Linked DNA regions of Homo sapiens: region 2 is linked to region 1. A link is a loop called in an ENCODE intact Hi-C map of the cell type or tissue named here. Cell type or tissue: CD4-positive, alpha-beta T cell. All regions are shown on one strand.

Evidence for each region. A loop is a pair of places that touch in the nucleus more often than their neighbours do. Peaks named below come from ENCODE experiments on the same cell type or tissue, not always from the same donor. Only the 100,000 strongest peaks of a DNase experiment are listed, where the experiment ranks them.
Region 2: a loop joins it to region 1, with 12 times the contacts of the local background. A loop is called at or near these places in 10 of 110 quality-filtered maps.

Annotation. Positions count from the first base shown.
Region 1 is chr14:68,909,018-68,914,017 of GRCh38, forward strand. It overlaps ACTN1 (actinin alpha 1), which reads right to left. Exons shown (of 22, transcript NM_001130004.2): 4 at 3,139-3,225; 5 at 938-1,025; 6 at 301-379. Among named protein-coding and RNA genes, the nearest start is that of ACTN1, 68 kb to the right of the region's middle. RefSeq lists an enhancer at 2,859-2,978. In CD4-positive, alpha-beta T cell, CTCF peaks have their summits at 2,764 (motif pointing right) and 2,965; a DNase peak (open chromatin) is centred at 2,784.
Region 2 is chr14:69,053,504-69,058,503 of GRCh38, forward strand. It overlaps DCAF5 (DDB1 and CUL4 associated factor 5), which reads right to left. Exons shown (of 9, transcript NM_003861.3): 9 at 1-2,108. The coding sequence ends at 354. Among named protein-coding and RNA genes, the nearest start is that of ACTN1-DT, 76 kb to the left of the region's middle. RefSeq lists enhancers at 1,394-2,593, 2,724-3,291. In CD4-positive, alpha-beta T cell, no CTCF peak of the experiment used is centred here; a DNase peak (open chromatin) is centred at 3,048.

The DNA of each region.
Region 1 (5,000 bases):
AGGGAGAAACACCATGTATCATTCCATCCCTCTGACAAAGCTGCTGTCACAGCTGTGATATTTTCCTGATGGGCTGTGTATGTGTGCAAGTACACACACACCACGCACAAGGGTAATGAAGTTGCCCTAACAGGGAAGGTGTTTTCTCTTCACTTTCAGTTGGGGCTCTGTCTGGCTATTCTAAGAGGCCAACACTGCTCAGGCTGGACCATGGACTGTCACAACAAGGGTCCTAGTCCTGCTCTTTTCCCACCCCACCTGCCAGGGACCCAAAGCGGGTGGTCAGGTGGGCACACATACCTTCCGCAGCTTCCCGTAGTCAATCAGCTCGGGCCGGTGTCGGTGGATCAAAGCACAGAAGCCGAGGCCATCCTTCCAGCTGCCCGGGGAGAGAGAAGAAGGAGCAGGCTGGTAAATGAGGCTGAACAAACGGGCAACCAGGGCAAAGCAGGGGCCTCCTAGACACCAGAGAGATGAACACATAGAGCTTTCTGGGGTAGGAGTTAGAAGACAGGATGGGAAGGGACATTTCTTCCTGCCACAAATCCCAGGCACTAGGGTCAAGACTTTGTGGGGGGGTTGACAAGTTCAGATAAACCTGCCATATCCAGCCCTACCCCCGACCAAGGCCTATGGCCCTAGTCTGCTGTTCCAGAGCCCTGGGCTGGGACTTCCTGGACAATTTCCTTGGGGGCGCTCCCAGTAGCAAAAGCATCAACCAAAGTTATATCAGGCAGCAGCCCCATCTAAGACACTGCAGGGAGAGAGACGGGGGGATTCAGAGCGATGGCGACATCCCCTTCCCAAGGAAAGCTACTTCTTCCCCCAGAGGTCTCCACTTTGTTCTAAAGCTGAGACTGACCCAGCCAAGGGGGTCTGGGAGCTCCCGGGGGAGGCAGCCTGGTTCTGTGAGAGCCCCTCAGACCCCAGCACTCACCTTATGTGGAAGTTCTGGATGTTGACATTTTTGTAAGGGGCTGTCTTTCTCTGACACCACAGGAGCAGCCCTTCCTTGGCTGAAGTCTCTATGGGGAAGGGGATGGGCAGCGAGGTCAGAGGGCTGACTCGGTGGAGGGAGGGATGCCGGCTCACAGGAGGCCCCACTGTGACCCTTTGATGCCAACCCTGCAGCTACTGAAGGAGGAGCCCTGGCCATCAAGTCTATTCCCTTGACAGAGTTTGAGAAGTTATTTGAGAAACAGAAAAAGCAAGCTGGGAAGCTGTTCAGAGCTAGTCGTGTTACACGTGTAAATTTTGAGACAACAGTTTTTCAAACTTCAAGAATTAGCTCCCCCTACTCTCTTTTATTCAAAGAAATGGTAATGATACAAAATAAGTCGGCAACCTCTATCAGGTTGGGGAGGAAGATTTGATCTGGGAAATCTACACATCTAGGGGTCTCCAGACAGGGGAATCCCACAGCCTGAGGGGTGCACACAGCTGAGTGAGAAGAAAGCATTAGGACTCCTAGACAGATTTTGTTTTTAATCTAAAAAATAAGGTTTCCTTATATTTACTGCACGGATCAATACTGCTGCCCTCTGTGTGTGAAGCAGCCACGTGTCTATGAGGTTAGGCAGGCAACTGAGGGGGCTCACGGAGCTCCCAGCACAGAAGAAAGACTGCAAACCACACTACCCCCCTGCTAGGTTTGTGCTGTGTCCCCGCCCAAATCTCATCTTGAATTGTAGCTCCCATAATTCCCACGTGTTGTGGGAGAGAGACGGTGGGAGATGATTGAGTCGTGGGCGTGGTTTCCCCCATACTGTTCTCGTGGTAGTGAATAAGTCTCACGAGGTCTGATGGTTTTCTAAGGGGAAACCCCTTTCACTTGGCTCTCATTCTCTGCCTGCTGCCATGTAAGAGGTCCCTTTGCTCTCCCTTGCTCTTCTGCAATGACTGTGAGGCCTCCCCAGCCATGTGGAACTGTGAGTCCATTAAACCTCTTTTTATTTATAAATTACCCAGTCTCGGGTATGTCCTTACCAGCAGCGTGAAAACGGACTAATACACCCTGTGTTTGTGCCTGTGAATTGGAGGTTAAGGTACTCAGTGGACTGTGTTCATGAATGATCTCATTTATTTTCAACACACAAAATGGACTTTAAAATGACATTCAAGGGTTCCTACAAAGACCATAACCACCTAAGCAAAAGCAGACAATTTAAAAATTGGAAAAGCTAATGCTTCTACTTAGCTTAAGCTCTTCGTCAGCTAAATCACAAGAGTAACACAATGATGACTGCAGAGCTGACAAGAAGTCCACCCAAAAGAATCAAAATCATCAAGAAGGCTATTTGAGAAATGGATTTACATCCACTATCATTAACAAGAACCACACCCCAGGTGACTACTATGACCCTCTTTCCAACCACTTCAACCCTAAATACCAAGTACCCATAAACCGAACTTGGAACTCTACATTGCTGCATCACAGAGTGTCACACCTAGATCTCCATCACAAAGCAATTGAATTGAATCCACGTTGTTTTCATTAAGAAATTCCTTTGATTAAAAATGTTTATGATGTCTATGCCATTAAAACAAATATTTAAAAAATAGTATCTCCATCTCATCTTGTAAAAGTTTGTTTCAGTATGTGTGTTTTATCACAGGCACAACAATACACAAATATTATTATGCAAGATAAATACAGGCATAGCAGACATAAAGCTCAAAAACTGCCCGAGTGTGGAATCAAGCGTAGAGATCACCTCTCCAGACCATGGCGGCCCTTGCAGATCTGTGAAATGGCCACTAGAGGGTGCTAGGGGAGCAAAGTGGAGGACGGGGTTAGCGCCCCTCCTGGTCCTTCCTCCCAGCCGCTATTTCCCCACCCTTTCAGATTAACAACCCAAGAGCCAGGTGGGTTTTCCAATATACTTCCCCATGGCAGCCTTGGGCTTTCCCAAAGTGGGGAGTTTCCCTGAGGCCAACATGCCTATGAGAATCAGAATGGCAAACAGTTCTTTTTTCTACATTGACTGGAGGAGAAGGCTGATGCCCAATAAATGAGCAAGAAGCCCAGGACATGGCCCCTGATCAACGTCCGTTGCCCTGGGTATGGGAGTTCTCCAGGCTAAGCCCAGGGAGGGAGACGAGATGGTGATGGCGGGATGGAACAAAGCAGAAACCCACCTTCCACGGAGATGTCCTGGATGGCAAAGCGCAGGATGATGGTCCAGATCATGCCCAGGGTCATCTTCACATTCCCATCCACGATTTCTACAGAAACAGCAGCAGCACACATCAGAAAGGGCCTCAGCGGGGACAGAATTAACACTCCCTCAGCACCCACAGCACTCCATGCCCCACGCTAGGAATCAAAAGACTCCAGAGCTCTACTTCTAGAGGGAAACAGGATTTTTGCTTGTTTTTGAGACAGGGTTTTCGCTCTGTCACCCAAGCTAGCGTGCAGTGGTGCAATCATGGCTCACTGCAGCCTCCAAATCCTGGGCTCAAGCGATCCTCCCATCTCACCTTCCTGGGTAGCTGGGACTACAGATAGGCCACCACACCCGGCTAATTTTTTCATTTTTTGTAGAGACAGGGTCTTACGATATTGCCCAGGCTGGTCTCAAACTCCTGGGTTCAAACGATCCTCCCACCTTAGCCTCCCAAAGTGCTGGAATTACAGGCATGAGCTACCATGCCTGGCCTGGATGTTTCTTAAAGTTAATGCAATAAACTGTGACAGGTGCTGGAAGAGAAGTCTATTTGGGGCACAAAAAAAGGGTGTAATCAATCCTAGTTGGAGACAGTGGGTACATCAGGGAAGGCCACAGAGAAGGGGGCATTTGAAATCCTGATCTGTGTTCCCAGCCTGATGAAGAGGGGAGGATTTCTAAGCAATCACAAATGTTCTGGCAATTCTGTGAGCTGGGGCTCTCTGGGCAATCACAGCTCTCAAAATAGCCACCCACACGTGGAAAAACAGTGGAATCAAGAGAAAGTCACAAACTTAAAGTTTTGTAAATTGCCATCTTGAACTATCCACTGACTCAATCTCACAATGCCATCAGTTTGGGTATTAAAACAGATGTTTTTTTAAAAAATCAAACAATAGCTTCAAGATCACAGCTAAGAGATAACCCAATATATTTAGTCTAAGCAGCACCTTTTAGAGTTTTAGAATCTACAAGTTCTATGAAGTAGATTTTCTCTTTTTTTCTGTACCAGGCCTAATGGCAGGGAATACAACATAAATAAGCCCTATTTTAAGGAGCCCAATACATGGAGCAATCTATGGTCTTGTGGTTGAACAAGTGATACTCAAATGTAGATTCCACACCCACTCATCACCTGCTTCCAGACCAGGAGATAGTAATCCGGCCCATGGTAAGACACGCTCAGTTAAGAGTAAGGTACCCAAAGAATATCTTTTTTTTTCCTACCTGCAACATTAATTTTAGGGGAGACCCAATAGAACCATGAGAAGGATCAATTTCTAGGCAGTTCTGACCCTACTAGGATTTGCATCCCACAAACCCCTGAAACAAGAGTGGATTTCCATTAAGGATGGTATACTCTAACATCTTAGCCCCTTTCCCAAAAGTGAGGGCAAAACTGTATGCTGTTCCATGACCAGCCGGGTGTAGTCCATGGAGCAGTGCTTGGCCACAGCCACCTCCCAGGGGAGCGGGTAACCTGCTGAGTCTGCATGGGATGCTGAGCAAAGGAACAAGTGTCCACTTTGGACTTGGAATAGGATGTAACCCTTCTTGTAAACAGGGAAGTAAAAATGCCCCTCCCAGAGCCCCAGACACCAGGCGGGGCACAGTCCCACATCCAAATGCTTGGGTTGGAGAGAAACAGAGAGCTGAGCAGCATGCAACCCCTTTTGCTACCAAGCAACACAGCCAGCCAGCATTTTGCAGTCCACATTGTGGGGAGGTAGTACTACTCATCAAGAATCAACTCATAGACCTGGCACAGTGGCTCGAGCCTGTACTCCCAACACTTTGGGAGGCCAAGACAGGTGGATTGCTTGAACCCAGGTG
Region 2 (5,000 bases), 140 kb after region 1:
AGACAATAAGCGCACACGTGCCATTGTGCGTACACAAGAACAAGTCGAACGTCTCAACAAAGATTTACTTCCACAGAGCCTTGCGCGGCACACTACGCTCACGTCTCACTAGAAAGGAGTCACTTGGGTTATTTTTTTTTCCCCTTTCTTAACACAGCACAAGCCAATGGCCAGCTAGACATTCAGACCCGTTGTTGAATGTTGGATAGAAGGGAGCAGCATCAGACACAAAATTTCAGGCCCTGGTTTCATGTGCCTTTAATACTTGTTTTTCCTTTCCTCTGTATTCACTAAACAATTTTTTTTTTTTTGTAAGGCTACTTTTGTAGCTTTTTGTTTTCCCTTTGTATTTATCATGTTTTTAATTTCTTCTCTGAGGAGGAATTCTCTGAATCTGTATCTTCCAATTCAATTCGTTGCCTTTTGAGGCCACTGTGGCCATGAACAGCCCTGCTACTATCTGTGGCTGGGGTGTCAGTGGGGTCCTCTCTTGTTCCAGCATTGGGGGTCTCACAGGCCATTTCAGACCCGCAACAATCTTTGTGTAGGAGTGTCCCTGTCAGGGACGAGTTATCACGGTCAGTGTCTGAGTGTCCTGGGGAAGAGTAGGCCACCACCTCCAGCTCCCCCAAGTTCTGCCCGTTATTGTGAGGGTGAGGGGGACGAGGGTGTAAGCGTCCATTGTTGTGGTTGGCACAGATGGTTTCGAGGCTCCTCTCCTCACTGTCATCAGACTGGGTCCTGGGACAGTTGCCAGACCCGCTGTTGAGAGTGGAGCCAGATGCCTTGGGGACAGGAGGAGAAGGCGGCTCCTCAGCCCGACTGCTCAGGGCCTTTCCATTGAGCTTCTTGGTTTCAAAAGGGTGCTCTACAGAGCCGCTATTGCCAGTGTCCTGAGAGGTACCCTCTGGCACCTCTGCCCAAGCATGGCTGCTGTGCTCATGGCCTGGGCCATTGCTGGGAGTTCTAGGAGTCTCTTCTTTAAAAGTGTCCTTGCTGCAGCCTTCAGGTGGCAGGTCCTGGTTCCTCTGGGCCATTGCTATGTTTAGACAGGCTTCCTTACTGGAAGAAGGGGCTGGGTTGTCTTTGTGGCTGGTTCCTGCTCTCCCTTCATCTGCCTCCCCGGTCACCAAGGAGGTCTCTCCATCTTTGTTATTTGAGTAGGAGATATAAGAGTAGCGGAGCCACTTGTAAGCTTTATAAATTTTTCGCTCAACTGATTCTATGTCAGAAGTTGGTGATGCCCGGCTTGGTTGAATCTCTAGCGTGGAAGTGCTCCGCTCAGGGGACGAGGTTGGGGAGGAGGAGAGGTCATCCACTTTGATCTGGGGGTAATCATAGTTGTCTTCTCCAATGTAAGTGTTGGTGGGCTTGATTGGGGCACTGGGCTTGTCTTCTCGGGTTGTCTTCTGTCGGCGCCGCATGGCATTCCGCTGCCAGGTAGAGGCTCGGCGTTCATTCAGCTCCTCCTCATCCTCAGAGCTGCTAGAGCTGCTGGAACTGCTGGATTCATCTTCGGGGCTGGGTGACCGTGGCCGGGGAAAGAGATCTGTGTCTAGTTCCACCTCACAGACATTCTCCTCAGAATCGGACTCATTGGAAAGGGCCAGGAGGCGTTTGTCTTGGTAGCGCCGCAGAGCAGACAGACGCTGCTGGCGAGAGGCTGCATCCTCACACGTGGGTGTTGGTGGAGTTGAGGCTACTGTGTTTGTGGTGGTGACCCGCAGGGGCCCCAGGTGGAAGGCGTTGTCGGCAGACTCATCTACTGTGGGAGGCGGGGAGCGAGGCAATGAGGCCGAAGACTCTGAGTCAGTGTAGCCTGAGCGCTCGCTGACCCCAGCGTGCAGTTGGAGGATAGTACTCTCACTGAGGTCACTGTCTGAGTCAGAGCTCCAGCCCTCGATCTCTCGGCGTACCAGTGAGTCAAAGAAGGCCATCATCCGGGGGTCTTCCTGGACCGACTGGTTGGCGTAGTCATGCGACAGGCCACTCCCACTGTTCAGCACAAGGCTGATGTACTCTTCATGGGTATAGAGGCAGCGGGAATCGTCCTCAATCCGACCGTCGAGGTCTCCAGTACATCCTGGCTGCTTGTATGGGCTCCAGATCTGAACAGAAAATGAAAAACAAAAGCAACAAGGAGTAACTGGAAAGTATTCTTTCACTGGTGGTGATAAAGAACACCAAGGCAGAACTTCCCCAGACTCTCCCTGTAATTTAACTAGGACTTGCTAACCAACTTAAAAATAAGTTCTTTACCAGACTGGATCATGTGGGTTATGTATGAAAACTGAGGTTTTTAGAATCAGATGTGGGGAAATGCATGGTCTAGAACACAGTATTAGCCTAGTGTCAAGAGACCTACCTAAGTCCTGTCTCTTGGCCCAGGGTAATCACATACTTTCTCCACCAGAATCTTCCTCCCTTTTAGTTTCATCTATTAGTAGTTGGACATTATAATAATAATCCTGGAGAATAGAGGATGACTTGAAGATTTCCCAAGGTGTTAAAGACTTTCAGAAGACTGAAGCTGTGCACAGAGAGGTACCACTTTTCCCAAATGAAAACAGACCCAGCACTCAGCCCTCCATGGTAGTTAATATCTGAGCCTATAGCTCCACTTCTGCCCAACTGCAACATTCCTATTTTTAACTAATGGGAATTGCTCACTGGAGCTTGATAAGAATAGCCAACTGCCTACACTGCAGTTCCCTCTTGGACATACAGGCACTAGTTACCCAGGAAACTGGGTTCTCTTAACCAGGGAGCTGCTGGCTTAATCCCCAACAAGTCTGTTAGCTATAGGAGTAGGTAGGACACATGCCCCAAGGACAGGTAACTGCAGCCCCACTCATAATACCCCTCCACTCCATGGTCAGGGACATGGACTCATAGCTAAAAGGCAGCAGAGCTAGGATTCAAACTCAGGTCTGCCTGACTTAAAGGCTTAACTTTACTGTTATGCAAAATCAAGTGCAAGGTAATTAAGCTGTCACTGCAAACGAGAACGATTAGCTCCACCTGACTGCCAGACTGGTTCACAGCAGCACAGAGCAGCCCAGTTACATCAGCCTGTAGTCATGGCAACTCAGATGAAATCCCAGGCAATCTTCTTGCCTGACAGGCTGGTGTCTATCTTTAGATGGCATCCAACCCAGAAAACAGTGGCCCCTCAATTCCCCATCCTTCATCTAGACCAAGACTTCGTTTCCCCAAAGCTATCTAAGGACAAATGCACCTCCCTGTGGGAATTCTCCTGAGTCCCATTCCTGCCATGCTTTACTTGGCAATTCCTGAGAGGTGGTATCTCTGCAGAGGACCCCCCATTTCCAAAGAGGCTGAAGAAACCTTCTAGATTAGCATCTCTCCACCAGTTTCCAACTCAGATTCATTCCTCCTTCAACTTTGTTCCCTACCCATAACTCTAGATGTGGCTCAGATGTTCTCTCCTCTCCAGCTTCATAATCTTACCCTAGAGAGTTTCAAGGGATTGGTTTTCACTTTGGAGTGCACAAGAATCACCAGAAGAGCAATTATAATGTTGATTCCTCAGTCCCACTCTTAGAGGTTCTGATTCAGTAAGTCATGAACAGGTATCAGGACCATGCATTTTTAACCACTCAAGGGATGAGTAAGTAGGGAGATCAACTTTTGAGAAACACTAGACTACAGTTACCATAAAATAAGCAGAATAAAATAAAGGGTTTATCTGAAGGTTTACACATGGTCTCCAGCATGTGGCTTAAGCTATAATTACTATCTCTGCAAAGAGATGTCTAAGGGAATAAAAGAGCTTGGTGGCTTAGAAAGGAAGCTGAGGGGTCCAAAAGGGAAAGCCCTTAGGATTTTTTTTTTTTGCATCTTATTTGTAATTCTGAGCCAAATCTCTCACCTCTCCAGTTTAAAAGTGGTAAAATGTCATTAACCATGTTCTCTAATATGAAGATAAATCTATTTGTACCTCACAGAAACTCACAACTAGTTAACTAAAGTACAAAATAACAACAGTGAGATGCTGGCTTAACTCCTTACTAAGCCCATTTTTAAGTTCCAGTGTATTACTACCCAGCTCCTACATTTTCCCTTCAGGAATGAAAGTCATAACACTGAAAGTTAGTTTGCATTTGAGCTCTGGAATGTATTAAGCTGAGGTAGACTGTTCATTCCTGAAGCCTGGAGTAATGGAGTGAAACACAGGATTAAGAGGCAGGAGTCTTGAGTAGGGGTTCCCACTGACTCCTAGTTAGTGGGTGATGCGCAGCTCCTTCCTCTAAACAGTAAATTAGATGGGTCTCATCCAATCCTAAGATTCAGAGCAAAACAAAACCTTCACTCCAGACACACAGTACAGCACTTCAGCAGTAAGGGGAGCAGGTAGGAACCCCAGACCTGTCATTTCCTGTGGCCCTGAGCAAATGACCTCACACTTGAAAGCCTGTTTCTCATATGTGTAAATGAGAATGATACCAAAGCCCATACCCAACACCAATAAATGTGATGTTTTCTCTTTCATTTGGCAATTGAATGCCTCAACCAGAATGTTAAAACCCACCCTCAGAGAAACTTCTGAACATTATAAGTACTGACCGTTCCTATTATCTTGGTCCTAATCCTTAGTATTAATATATAAATTCCAACCATTTGTGAAATTGGTAATCTCTTTACACTGGAAAGTTAACAACTCAGAAGTGAATCAATGAAAAACCAACTTCCTGTTACATGTTAAATGTGGCAGCCGGGCGTGGTGGCTCAAGCCTGTAATCCTAGCACTTTGGGAGGCCGTGGCGGGTAGATCACTTGAGGTCAGGAATTCGAGACCAGCCTGGCCAACGTGGTAAAACCCTGTCTCTACCAAAAATACAAAAATTAGCTGGGCGTGGTGACAGGTGCCTGTAGTCCCAGCTACTCGGGAGGCTGAGGCAGGAGAATTGCTTGAACCCAGGAGGAAAAGGTTGCAGTGAGCCGAGATCGCGCCACTGCACTCCAGCTTGGGTGACAAG